2 separate regions of the Homo sapiens genome follow, and region 2 is linked to region 1. Evidence: read pairs that join two places in POLR2A ChIA-PET (ENCODE). Cell type or tissue: MCF 10A. All regions are shown on one strand. Each heading gives the region's core, and the rest is flanking DNA. Links, peaks and the distances in the headings are about the cores only.

Region 1 (6,061 bases), core at 2,342-4,841:
GCATTCCTGGGAGTGCTTTAACGTGGACCAATTAGACAAAATCCTCATCAAGTGGGTGAGAGAGGAAGCGCCACTGGCGGCTCTGGGCAGCTTTCCTCTGGAAAGTGACACTGGTAAATTAGGGCGTGATTGATGGCTCCCGCGGCGCTCGGTGACAAAGGAGGTTTGTAAACTCTCGGTGAACTTCCCCTGGCATTCAGGCGGTCCGGAGGTGTAGATGGGCAGAGTGGGCAGGCGCCCCGTCTCCATCTCAGCCCCTCACTGCCCTACCCCCGCACCCTCCTCTTCACCCAGGGAAGGCAGAAGCCAGCGTGGAGGTCCCGCCTTCCCGGGTTCTTTGAATGGAGCAGGGTCTTGGGCTGGGAGGAGGCTGGATGCCTGGCTGGTGAGGAAGGAGGGACAAGTTGGGTGGAGAGGCCCGACAGAGCCGAGCTTTTGGCTTCCCCTGAAATCACCTCAAATCTAACACATCTTAGACACCCTCTGGGCCTGGTCCAACCTTCCCATTGTGGAGTCTGGGACTTTACCTGAGGCTACAGATTGTGGTTAAGAGCATAGCACAGCCCCGAGTTCAAGCCCTGGCTCACCACTCACCAGCTGTGTTATCCTGCACCCATTGCTTAGCCTCCTCCGCCTCAGTTTTCTTGTTGATAAGTGGGGACGGTGGAAATACTCACTCATGGGCCACCGTGAAGATGAAAGGAGTTACTGCAGGAGAGCGTGTGGTGTCTGCATGGTCACCGTCCTCAGGGTAATGATAATGAGCCCCTAAAATGCTTGAGCTCTGAACTTGAGGCTTATCCTATGGGGCTTACTTATGTGGTGAAATTGCCCTGGAGAGGGATTTTGGGGGTCGAGATGGAAGTTCCAGGGTAGGAACTCGACTGTTTCCTCTCCACCCTCCCTCCCCCACACCCAGCCCGGGCCTGAGGGCACTTCCTGCCTCCTGCCCTCAGTCTTTCCCAGCTGGGTGAGGAGGTCACCCAGCTGGGACTCTGGGAGGTGGGGTCTGTATGTCTTTGCCCTAATGACCTTCATGGTCTCGCAGACTCACATCATATGTGTGGTGACACATTTCTCATATGAAACCACTCAGGAAGCCCTGGCTGGCCCTGCGTCTCCCCATGGGGGCCGGTGTTCATAATTCCAGCCCTTCCCATACCAGCCCCTTCCATAGTTTTATCTGGACGACCAGGATTTGACACGGCAGCCTTTGCAAGTGTGGGCATCTCAAGCAGCCAGATTCCTTTCCAGCTCAGGACCCCTGGAGTCGCTGGAGCCTTCGAGCTCCCAGGCAGCCCTTCCAGGCAGGCCCCTGTGTCCCGCTTCTGGGCACCTATGCTTTTGCGGTCATAATTGCTAGCTGTCACCCTCCATCTGTCTGTCTACCTGTCTTTCTCTCTGAGTCTGGCTCACACTGTTCCCCTCTTTATCCGCTCTCTTGGTGGGGATGTGTGGCCCCACACTGAAGCCCAGCATAGCTGGCCTTAGCTGGTCCCCTCGGCAGATGTCCTGCCCCAGAGTGGACTCATGGGCCCTGACACCGAGGGGGCCTGAAGCCCCAGGGGAGGGTACTTCCCTGCCTCCTGGGGCCCCTTGTCCTTCCCTTTTTTTGGGGGGCTTGAGATGGCATTGAATGAGGAGCCCATCTTTAGATGTGTCCTGGCTTTCGAGTTGCAATTGGAACCTCACCGGTTTTATTTTCTTCGTTTTGTGCCTCCCAGCCTGGGACTCCTGAGGCCCCACCTCCATTTACAGAGATTCTGTTTGGGGAATCAACCCCCAGGACAATTGAACCAACAAATATTCTTTCCTCATGTCTAGGATTATTTCTGTGAAAAGACTTGCAAAGGTCTACCAGTAGATTGCACGTGGTTATGAGTTTTTGGGAAGAGGTGACTGAGAGCATGCACTGCTCACAGCGCTCAGTCCTGCCACACCACAGCCTGGGAGCCAGGCAGGGGCCAGGGGAAGCCCAGGAACTTATAACAGGTGCTGGGAGGAAGAGCCCCTCTTCCCCACCGTTCACCCTCTTCAGCAGTTGTCTACCCCCGCTCAACAGGACATGTGACTACTGTAGGGGTCCCCAAGCAAGAGATGGGAATCTCAAAGTGCTTCTTGGTATTCCCTCTTCCCCTCCCCTCCCCTCTCCTTCCCTTCCCTTCCATGAACAGCTATTGAGTACCCTCTATGTACCTGACACAGTGCAGGTACAAAATAATTTACCACATAGTCCCCACCATCATGCAGCGACTGAACACTTCTTGGTCTAGAGGATTTGGGAACCAGGAGTGGTTAGGGTGAGAAAAAGGAAAAAGCAAACCAAAGAATTTCTGCTTCTAACACAAATTTCTAGCCATCAGGGGCCATCAGGAAGCTGTGGACTGTGGAGGGGACCCAGGAGGGCTGGAGAGATTGCCCAGAGTCCTGCAGGGGCACAGGAGGGCAGGAGAGGGGTGAGAACTAGAGCCTTCCATCCAGACCTGCTTTGCCCTCTCTGGGTCAGGAGGTGGGTTCATGGGTTGGAGTCCCCACCACACAGGGTCTGGATTAGCACACAGTCCCTGGGCCACCACCCTGGGGCTTGCCTCTTGGCGTCACCTTGGAGATGGCCCTGGGACAGGAGCGTGGGCCCAGTTTGAGTCTGAATGATATTACGAGTGTGTAGTTTCTCTGTGAGGCCCCTCCACCTGACTTCAGGCCACTGTCCCTCTCACGACCACTCAGGGTTGCTGGAGTCCATTGCTGTTCCTCTCTGGAAAATGAGATGACCACCTAAGGCCTACTTGCTTCCCAGCCCTTCCTACCCCAATGAGCCACGCTTGCCGCTCCATGTGCTGTGGCTGTGGAAGCCTGCCTGGTAAAGGAATTCCTGACAAGGTGCATGGTGGCCCATAGCTTCACAGTCACCCTCCTGGCAACTCAGTTGCATGTTAGCTGGGGTTTAAAGCCTTAGGGTAGAGGACTGCTGACAGGCCTGTCAGGCAGGGTTGCAGAAGCCTGGGAGCAAAAATCTGGACCAAAGGCTGTGAGGCCGCAAGCAGATGCCTGCTGTAGCAGCTGTGATGGCAGTGGTCATCGCTGGTGTGATTGGCGGCCATTTGAACTGTCCCATGCAGGGACTGCTTCCCTCAGAGCTACTGTGTCCAAAAGAGGCTGGGCGACCCTCCTTCAAGATGCCCACTTGGGAGGTTGAGCTCAGTGTCCTCTGAGGTCCCTCGCACCCCGAGGAGCTGCACTGTGGGTCCAGGTCAGCATTAAGAATGAGATTTAAAGGGCACTCAGCTCCCCCTCCAAGCCCAGGTGCATCCTTCCGCCCATCTCAGCCCTCCTCGGCAGGGGGTGGGGAACCTGCATTCCTTGGCCAGTGAATCCTCCCCTTCTGGGCCTCACAGATCATGACTTTGAGGATTTGGAGCCCCATTTGGAAGCCCCAGTAGTGCAGAGGCCCATGTCAGAGGCCGCCCAGCAGAGAGACGGGCGGGAGGCCTGGAAGGACTCTGGGGAGTTCAGTTCTGACTCCGGCTGCAGCCGGAGATAATGCACGTTAAGCACCTGGCTCTGGGCCACTTTTCCACAGCTCCTGTTTTTAAAGCAGCAACTCCTGGGAGCTTCTGAGGAGGAGGAGGGGAAAGAGGAAGACAAGGAGGAGGCAGAACTGTTCTTCCACACCTGGGCTGGGTGGGCCACCCCCAGATCTATGGAATAGGAAAGCACTGATTTTGCACAAACCAGGGCATTGTCTTCTAATGATTTTAAGCCATCAGGTAGTATAATACTAACTACAACAACAGCTACTCAAATTGATAGCATGTTTTGAGCCCTGGCAATAAATGGCCAGTAAGTTCCTGCCCTCAAGTTGCTCAAAGGCCCTGGTTTTGCATGGGAGACAAGACGAACCAGAAAGTGCTGAGTTGAGGGCTGTACCAGAGGCTTAGCCAGCAAGCTAGACCCCCCCGGGTGGTGTGCCTGCAGCCGTGTGCCAGTGCTGGGAAGGCGGGGTCTGCAGGGCTGGGAGGTTTGCTCCTGGCCCTGTGGGTAATCTGAAGCCAGAGGTGGCAATTAAGCCAGTGCAGCTTCATGAGATCTGTGTCCTCCCTCTTTTCCTTGCTGCTTTCTGGGGACAGGAGGCAGGTCCTAGTATGGCCTGGGTCCGCTTTGGAAGAACGTCTTGGGTGCAGACCCCGTAGCTTCGGTGCCAGGGACAAGATGAAGGCATATTGGATTTTGTCGGGTGAAGGGGGTTTGGTGTGAGCTGAGGGTGTGTAGGAGGGGCCCCCTTCTGTCTGGATAGCTGAGCCCAGGCCTCGGACAGGATCCCTGGGTGCCAGCCCCTTCTGTGGACTGTGGGAGGCGGAGTCTCCAGAGCCGCACCCTGCCTGGATTCAGTTCCACCTATGGCCCCTAGGGTGCCCACCAAGGGGCACTGTCCCAGCTTTGTTCCTACCTCCCATGTACATTGTCAGCCCTGCTGAGGCCTTGTCTCTGAAAAGTGAGGAGCTGTCATAAGTGATTTCTAAGGCCCTTGCCAAGCCCACCTAAATCCTCTTTCTGCTTTAATGACTGACCCCTGTGTTACTTCTCAGGGCATTTCACAGAGATTTGAAAGTCGCTCCTAGAGACTGTTGGGACCTCAGGGCGGTTTGCCCTGAGAATACTGGCGACATCTGATGTTCAGAGAGCGTGGATCATGTGCCAGGCATGTGCTTGGTGCTTCCCGGGTATCACCTCGTGGGCTCCTCTCACCAACCCTTGAGGTGGGGGACTGGTGTTGTCTGATGCACAGATGGTGAGTCCGGGGCTCCCTGAGCCCAAGGAACTTGCCTGAGATCACCTAACCACTAACAGAGGTGTGTGCCCCCAGCTCCTACTGCTTCCCTGTCCTGCTTCTCACATGGGAGTGGGGTTGAGGGGAGGTTGGTGGCTCACATATCCAACCCCCTCCCGGCCCAGTTATTAAGTTAAATACCATCTGCTTTCAAAGCCCAAGGAGGCCATCTATGCTGGGGAAAAGGGGGGTGGGTGGGAAACCACCATCAAATTCCCAACTAGCCATAAAAATGGATGCAATTTATTTTTTCTGGCATTCCAATTACATAGACGTTTGTCGCCAGCTGTTTGTTCTAACACGGAGTGTTCTCTCAGCTGCCGTTTCTCTTCTCCCATTTGACACTGTTAGGCCACAAGTCTGGCAGGGCCTGGGCTGGAGGGGTCATTGGCTGGGGAGCCTCCCAGGTGAGCTGAGCTGGCTTTCCCTGAACGTGGACCGTGCCTCTGAGGTTCCCCGGGTGGTCTCGAGGCGAGGCGCAGGGAAAGGCTGGGGTGCCGCTTCCTCCCTCTTTTCACACTCTCTGCCCCTTTCCTCCTCCTCTCTCTTTTTCCAAATTGCTCCCCACCCTCAACATGCGCTCCCAGACCCCACCCTTCTCCCCAACACACTGAGAATGAATGAAAACTCAGGATCTCTGACCTAGGGAGAAAAACCAGCTCTTCCTGCTCAGAAGGTCTCTGAGACGTGGGAAGTCCCCTCTGATGCCCTAACTGACCACACTGGGGAATGCAGAGAACCCCCTGGGGCACCTCTGAGCCAAGATTCCCCTCTGGAAGCCCCTGTGGAGGCTCAGTGGCTCTCGGGACGCTGGAGAAGGGGTGTCTGTGTAGGGTGGGGGCTAACCCCAGAGAACGCTGTGGTTCTTTCTGGTGCTCTGTAGTGCTATCATTTAAGGCACAGGAACGCACGCTATGGCGGCCCTCAGCAAAACTGTGAAGTAGGCAAAGTGCAGAGTTCTGGGGCTGGAGACCTGGATTTGAGTCCTGGCACTGTCACTCTCGCTCTGTGGCCTTGGGCATGTTATTTGACCTCTCTGATCCCCAGTCCTCTCATCTGTAAAGTGAAAGCACACAAATCTGCCTTGCTGCCTTGCTGAAAGGATTAAACAAGACCCCATATGAGAAAGGGCTGGTGTTCCCGGTGAGTGCCAGAGAGGAAATCTCATGAATTTATAGCTACAAGGTAACAACTTAATTGGAACCCCGGGAAGGAACAGCTCAGAAAAGGGCA
Region 2 (6,061 bases), core at 2,043-4,542, 170 kb before region 1:
TCTGCAGTCTCAGGCCTCACCTCTCCAAAGGGAGAGGTGTTAGTCCTCTCCCCCACATGGCAGTGTTAGGCCTCCACCCCCCATCCTCTTGGGAGGGAGAAAGGTTGAGCTAGAGGATGAGTTCCTGGCTGCCCCGTCCTGAAAGGATACTGAGGACCAGGGTGATAAAGGCGATGACAGCCAGCACACTTCGCAGATAGGCCACAGCCAGGTCCAGCGGGGCGGTGGCCCCTTGGTAGGAGAGAGCACAGTGCAGGCAAACAAAGAGCAGCCCCGCAGGGAAGGCCACGCCAGCTCCAACGTAGTGCAGAGACCTGGCATGATCCACCTGGGCCCAGAGAAGGGCCAGTTGGTGATGTGGCCATGGCCCCACCTCTCCACCCCTCCTTCAATGAATCTCCTCTCTCCCTCTTCCTTCCTCTCCCTCTTTCCAGCCCCAACCTTGAGGTGCCACACTGCAGGCAGCCAGGCCTTGTTAGGTAAAGTTTAAGGTTTGCAGGGGAGAAGGGGAAGCACCTGAAAGTTGCCAACCACCAAGAGGCCCGCAGCGTTGGTGCAGCCTGTGATGAGTGCCGTGGTGTTAACCCAAGAGTGCCGACTCTGCTCCAGGAGCTGCCCGTAGCGCAGGAGGCAGATCAGGGCCACTGGGGGAGGAGAGCACAGTTGAGGCCTTCCTCCAGCCCTGGCCCTGCCCAGCGAGCCTGTCAGCTTCCCCCAGACGCTGTGGTGCTCCTGCCCCTTCTGAGGGGCAGAAAGGAACAGACAGGCGGGTGGTGAACTAGGTTTCCTCAGGCTCCAGCCAGCAGGGTGGCTGTGTGGGAGTCAGCTTTTGGCCTTCAAGGAAGGGGAGAAGCTGCCTCTATTGCCTTAGCCCTTGGTGGGGAGGGCTGCACAGAAGGGCTTCCTGGGCCTTTCTGTGTGGGGATCACTGGGCTGGGCACGCAGGGTCAGGGCTAAGGGTACAACTCACCCATGAAAGCACCCATGTTGCCAATGAGGCTGAAGAGGCAGCTTTCTGGGGGATAGGAGCCACACTTGCTGCGAGGAGGGGGAAGGACAGAGTAAGAGGGGTGCAGGAGGCCCGGGGGGCCCCCATTTTGGCTCACTGGCTCTCCCCTGCTTTACCTGCACCTGCTCCTTAGCAGGCAGGCCACTGATTTATGTGAAGATCCAGGGTCCCTCATGAACAACTGGTTCCAGGCTGGGCCCCCAAAGCAGAGCTCATGTGTGTGAGAGAGAAGGGAGTGCCCAGGAGTGTTCGGGCAACCCTGACACTCTTTGCTGAGCCCTGCGGCTGGTTTGGCTATCCTTGAGCCAGAACACGGGCTGGGCAATCTGAGGGCTCCAGCTTAAATCCAGGTGCCTCCGCTTATTAGCTGTGTGACCTGGATGAGGAAGACTGAGCCTGTTTCCTCACCTATAAAATGGTGAAAACAATACCTGCCTCACTCCTGGGAGGATGAAAAGAGACAATGCATATAAAGCACTCAGCAGAGTGCCTGCCCCACAGTAACTGTCAAGTAGTGTTGTTATTAAGTGGCTCTTAGGATACTTATTGTTCCTGAGACCCAAGGACAGCTCTTTGCTTGAGGGGCTGTCTGGGAGGCCCTTAGATCTCCCTGACCGGCCCAATGTCCAGGCCTTACCTGATGAGGGGGACATCGTCCAGGGTGCAGCAGGTCTTGGGACCCCCTTGCTCAGCAGGGTCAGGAGGGCAGGACTCGTTGTAGGACCTGGCAGGCAGGACAGGGAGTAGACTGGGGGAAGGGACTGCCCCCAGGCCCTTGGCCTATAGCCTCAGGCCTCAAAGAGGACTCTCTCCCAGACCTCCCCTACAGGGACAGAAGATCCCACTCCCCAGTGCCCGCCTGAAGCAGTAACCAAAGGGGCAAAGGGATAGTGGGAAGTGGGTAGGTGGCAAGAAGCCATGCCTGGGGACCAATTTCAGAGAAGAGCAGTGAGGCTCAGGGTTGCAGTCTGGCTCGTGGCAGCCTCAGGCCCAAGAGGGGACAGAGATGAAGGAAGCTTTAGAGCAAGGTTGTCTGCAGAGTCCTTCATACCAGTTCTCCACAGGGCATACATGGTGGTTCATCACAGCCATGGCATACCTGTGGGAACAGAACTGTCACCCTGGCAGCCTTCCCGAGCCCCACTCAACCCACCCCATGACCCTTCTCTTCAACCTTGATTTCTGGCCCCATTCAGCCTCATTATTGTTGCTGGGGACTCAAGTTGAGGTCCCTAAGGCTTGATGCCACACCAGCACCTGCAGCATGCCCCCAGCTACAGGCCCTCTGGAAATTGCCCTGGCTAGAAGTATATTTGTCAGGGCCACCCTGCTGGACAGCAGTGGTGCCAGCTTGTCCCAAGGGGCTGTGTGCCCAGGCACCAAGTCAGGCTTTTGAGACACCCAGAGTGACCCTGGGTACCACCGTGGCTATGACAGGACAAGAGACTTTGTGTGCGTCATCAAGCTCCTGTTGCCCCCCGGGCACCCCCCTTTACTCACACAGTCCATATGCCAGTGATGGAGAACGCTGACAGGCTGACAGGCAGGAGGATCCAGGCGGTCATGAGGGAGGGGAGCCAGGGTGGTGGTGGTGTTGGGGGGAGGACAAGAGGTAGATGGGGAAGTGGGGGCGGACCAGCTACCTTGAGATGTTTCTGCCACAACCATCAGCTGTCCTGGCCTGGTGGAGAGAGATCAAAGTCCAGGAGTGGGTAACTGGCCGGGAAGGGGGAGGGGAAGGGGGTCAACACCTTATCCAGCGCTCCCGTTGGGTCTCTGAGCGTCCAAAGTTTGGGCTGAGCCCACGGCAGAACGTGAACACCCTCTGGCACTGGGGGCCTCCGCGGTCAACCCAAATGCCACCGGCGTGCTGAGAGACGCAGGCGGACCGTAACATCTGGAAGGGAGTTACCCTCCTTCTGAGGGACCAGGGCTGGGAGAAGGGCTGGACAACCGAAGAGGCCACGCCAAGGAGAGGCTGGGTGCCGGCCCAGTGGAGCGGTGGCGAGTCGGCGGCGCGCAGGCAACCACCTGACCATCGGCGCCCTGGGCGAGGGGCGGGTTCACGCGGAAAGCCCAGCCCGGCCCGGCCCCCGCTCGCCTGGGCGCGGGGACCCCGGCTGGGGCCGGACCCTGCGGCCGGCGACCCCCCAGGACCCGGGACGCGAGAGTCCCCAGGTGATTCCTGGAAGCCCGGAGGAAGGGAAGGAGCCCAGTACGCACCTCCCCGGAGCGCCCCGCCGCCGCCGCACCCTGCTCGGCCCCCTCGTGGCGCCGACTCTAGCTGCGGCCCTCGGAGCAGCCCTGAAAGGTTTAAAGGGCCGAGCGGCCCCGCCCCTGGAGGCCCCAGGCCTCGCCGCGCCGCCCGCCGGGACGTGGAGTCCGCGCAGCCCCGGCCTCGGTGCCCGCGCCCTGCCCGAGACTACAACTCCCGAGCCCCCGCGCCCGCGTCACGGGGGAAACGTGGGCGGTGTCCCAACTTCGGAGGACCTGGGCGCGGAGGGCTGTGGCGTGAAGACCGCTCTAAAACCGAGATGACTAGAGGTTCCGTTTAACCGATTCCTGCCGGGGAAGCGTCAGCAGGTGGGGATCTCGGGGCAGCCTGCATTCCAGCTCTACCTGGGATTGTCGCCGTGCACATGGCTGGAGGAGCGTCTCTCCGCCACTGCGCACATTTTGCAGCCTGCACCGGCCAACGGTGAGTCCTCTAGGAAGCTCTCTCAACGTGGCGCCCCATGCCTGCCTCTGGCCAGGGCTGCGGTGGGTCCAGAGAAGCAGACACAAAGACTTGGCTGTTTCTTAAGAAATCCAAGCGCCTGGGATTTGGCTTATGGTTCCTGTGGCTCAGCAAACTCCGGAGGAGGGCTGCTTTCATTAGATACTTTTTGCTTTCCTGCATACAAGTACACAATGTACTAGCCAGAAATCAGTGTCCAAGACGTGTTTCCCGACTGATCAACACTTATTTGAAATAAGACGGCAGAGACCAGAGGACATCCATTCTAAATAGACACATGTAGGTGTCAGTGTAGAGTAGGTAAGGATTAACATGGCCAGTGTTGGTAAGCAAAGAGGGGAAGGTGAGAGACCCGGAGGAATCTGGGAAAAGGAAACAGGATAGTGTGGGAAAAATTACTGACCAGCTTCACCAAAAACTTACAGGCTATGAGTGCATTCCTGGATGTTTCTTTTTTTTTTACTTTTTCTTTTTCTTTTTTTTTTTTTTGAGACGGAGTCTCGCTCTGTCGCCCAGGCTGGAGTGCAGTGGCGCGATCTCGGCTCACTGTAAGCTCCGCCTCACGGGTTCACGCCATTCTCCTGCCTCAGCCTCCCGAGTAGCTGGGAACTACAGGCGCCCGCCACCTCACCCGGCTAATTTTTTTGTATTTTTAGTAGAGACGGGGTTTCACCATGTTAGCCAGGATGGTCTCGATCTCCTGACCTCGTGATCCGCCCGCCTCGGCCTCCCAAAGTGCTGGGATTACAGGCGTGGGCCACTGCGCCTGGCCCGGATGTTTCTTAAATTATTGCAAGGGTGGAAATACTTTCACATATCAGAAGTGTGCCTGGCATTCTGTCTCAAAGGCGGTCCCAGCATCTGTTGGAGCCCTTGTGAGATGACAGATCATCACCTGAATGGTGCACAGGCGCAGGTTGCCCAGCGTGGGGAGCTGAAGTTTGGCAACACTGGTGAGGCAAAGGCTATGTGAAACAACAGGGTCCTGTGCTTTAGAGAAGTAGAGCAGAATAAACTGCACAATGACTTGAAGAGGGAGAAACCTTCTTGGACCCAGTGGAAAGCAGAAATGGAAGCAGAAAACCTGTTGGAGAGCCCTTTTTCTTTTGAGACAGAGTTTCACTTGTTGCCCAGGCTGGAATGCAATGGTGCAATCTCGGCTCACTGTTACCTCTGCCTCCTGTGTTCAAGTGATTCTTGTGCCTCAGCCTCCCGAGTAGCTGGGATTACAGGTGCCTGCCACCATGCCCAGCTAATTTTTTTATATTTTTAGTAGAGACGGGGTTTCACCATGTTGGTCAGGCTGCTCTTGAACTCCTGACCTCAGGTGATCCGCTCGCCTTGGCCTCTCAAAGTGCTGGGATTACAGATGTGAACCACCGTGCCCAGCGGGAGAGCCCTGTCCTTAAACACATTAGGACAAGTAGTTAAAACAGGGCCAAGAAGTATGGCTGTGTAGTGATCACTGTACAAGCACACCTGGCTGAATAAACCAGTGGGGGATAAAATCCAGCTCACCTGCCGCTGGCTATGCTTTGTGCCTCAGGACAAGGGTGTGCTTCCTTGCTAATTGACAGGAACCATCTTCCTGCCCAACTGCATTCCCACTGCGTAGGCACCTTATCTGCCCAATGGGGCTGTGAACCCTAATTGGAAGCTTTGCAATTCTTAACACTATATCTTCTTGAGCTGGGTTTGAGTCCCTATCCAATCAAGATGAAGGCCTGAGAGGACTACTCAAGTTCTAACATGATGTGGGGGCAAGGCATAGTAGTCCAGATCCGGGACATGAGGCAGCTTTTGGCTTAGTATGACAATCTAATAGTTCCTAAAATAGAATTATCCCAGGATGGAGCTCCGTATGACAGAAGGGCTCTTCATAGGTAGTTGGTAGGGGGAATTGTGTATCATGTAAGAAGTAGGACCAGATGTCTTTAAAAAGACCTTCCAACTCTAATGCTACATGAGTCTGTCTAGTTGTTATGTTCCAACAGGGACAGCTCTTAAAATAGTGTGGCAAAGCAAGAGATGAGATTTCCAGTGCTGACTCGGTGGTGGAATGACTTTAGGGCAGGTATTTAACCTCCACTTCCCCAAGTACACAAGTTATTTCACAACTCTTGGCAAAAACAGTGCTGTAAAAATCGTAAGTTTATTTGTTAAAAAAAATACTGTATTTGAAAAGTACCTTCCTTCTGGGATTTTCAAATAATTTGTACACTACATTTTATTCATCTACACATTGGAAATGAGTAAACTGGTGAACATATAGCTTTTTATACATTTAACACAACCAGTGCAAATTCTCCTGCCTC

What was found. ChIA-PET counts read pairs that join two places held together with the same protein. Peaks named below come from ENCODE experiments on the same cell type or tissue, not always from the same donor. Only the 100,000 strongest peaks of a DNase experiment are listed, where the experiment ranks them.
Region 2: POLR2A ChIA-PET joins it to region 1 with 5 read pairs; 6 of 35 experiments call an interaction of 5 or more read pairs at or near these places.

The regions. Positions count from the first base shown.
Region 1 is chr2:85,765,431-85,771,491 of GRCh38, forward strand. The region is part of intron 2 of ATOH8 (atonal bHLH transcription factor 8); the gene reads left to right. Among named protein-coding and RNA genes, the nearest start is that of ATOH8, 14 kb to the left of the region's middle. RefSeq lists enhancers at 1-136, 137-719, 720-1,302, 4,914-6,061 and a silencer at 4,276-4,570. In MCF 10A, for the core only: a CTCF peak has its summit at 4,388 (motif pointing right); no DNase peak of the experiment used is centred there.
Region 2 is chr2:85,599,375-85,605,435 of GRCh38, forward strand. It overlaps TMEM150A (transmembrane protein 150A), which reads right to left and starts at 3,324. Exons shown (of 8, transcript NM_001031738.3): 1 at 3,233-3,324; 2 at 2,510-2,690; 3 at 2,061-2,108; 4 at 1,647-1,733; 5 at 971-1,038; 6 at 517-644; 7 at 151-328. The coding sequence starts at 2,574. It overlaps C2orf68 (chromosome 2 open reading frame 68), which reads right to left. Exons shown (of 4, transcript NM_001013649.4): 4 at 5,880-6,061. It also overlaps a transcript of USP39 not described here. RefSeq lists silencers at 2,794-2,853, 2,954-3,533. In MCF 10A, for the core only: a CTCF peak has its summit at 3,285 (motif pointing left); a DNase peak (open chromatin) is centred at 3,387.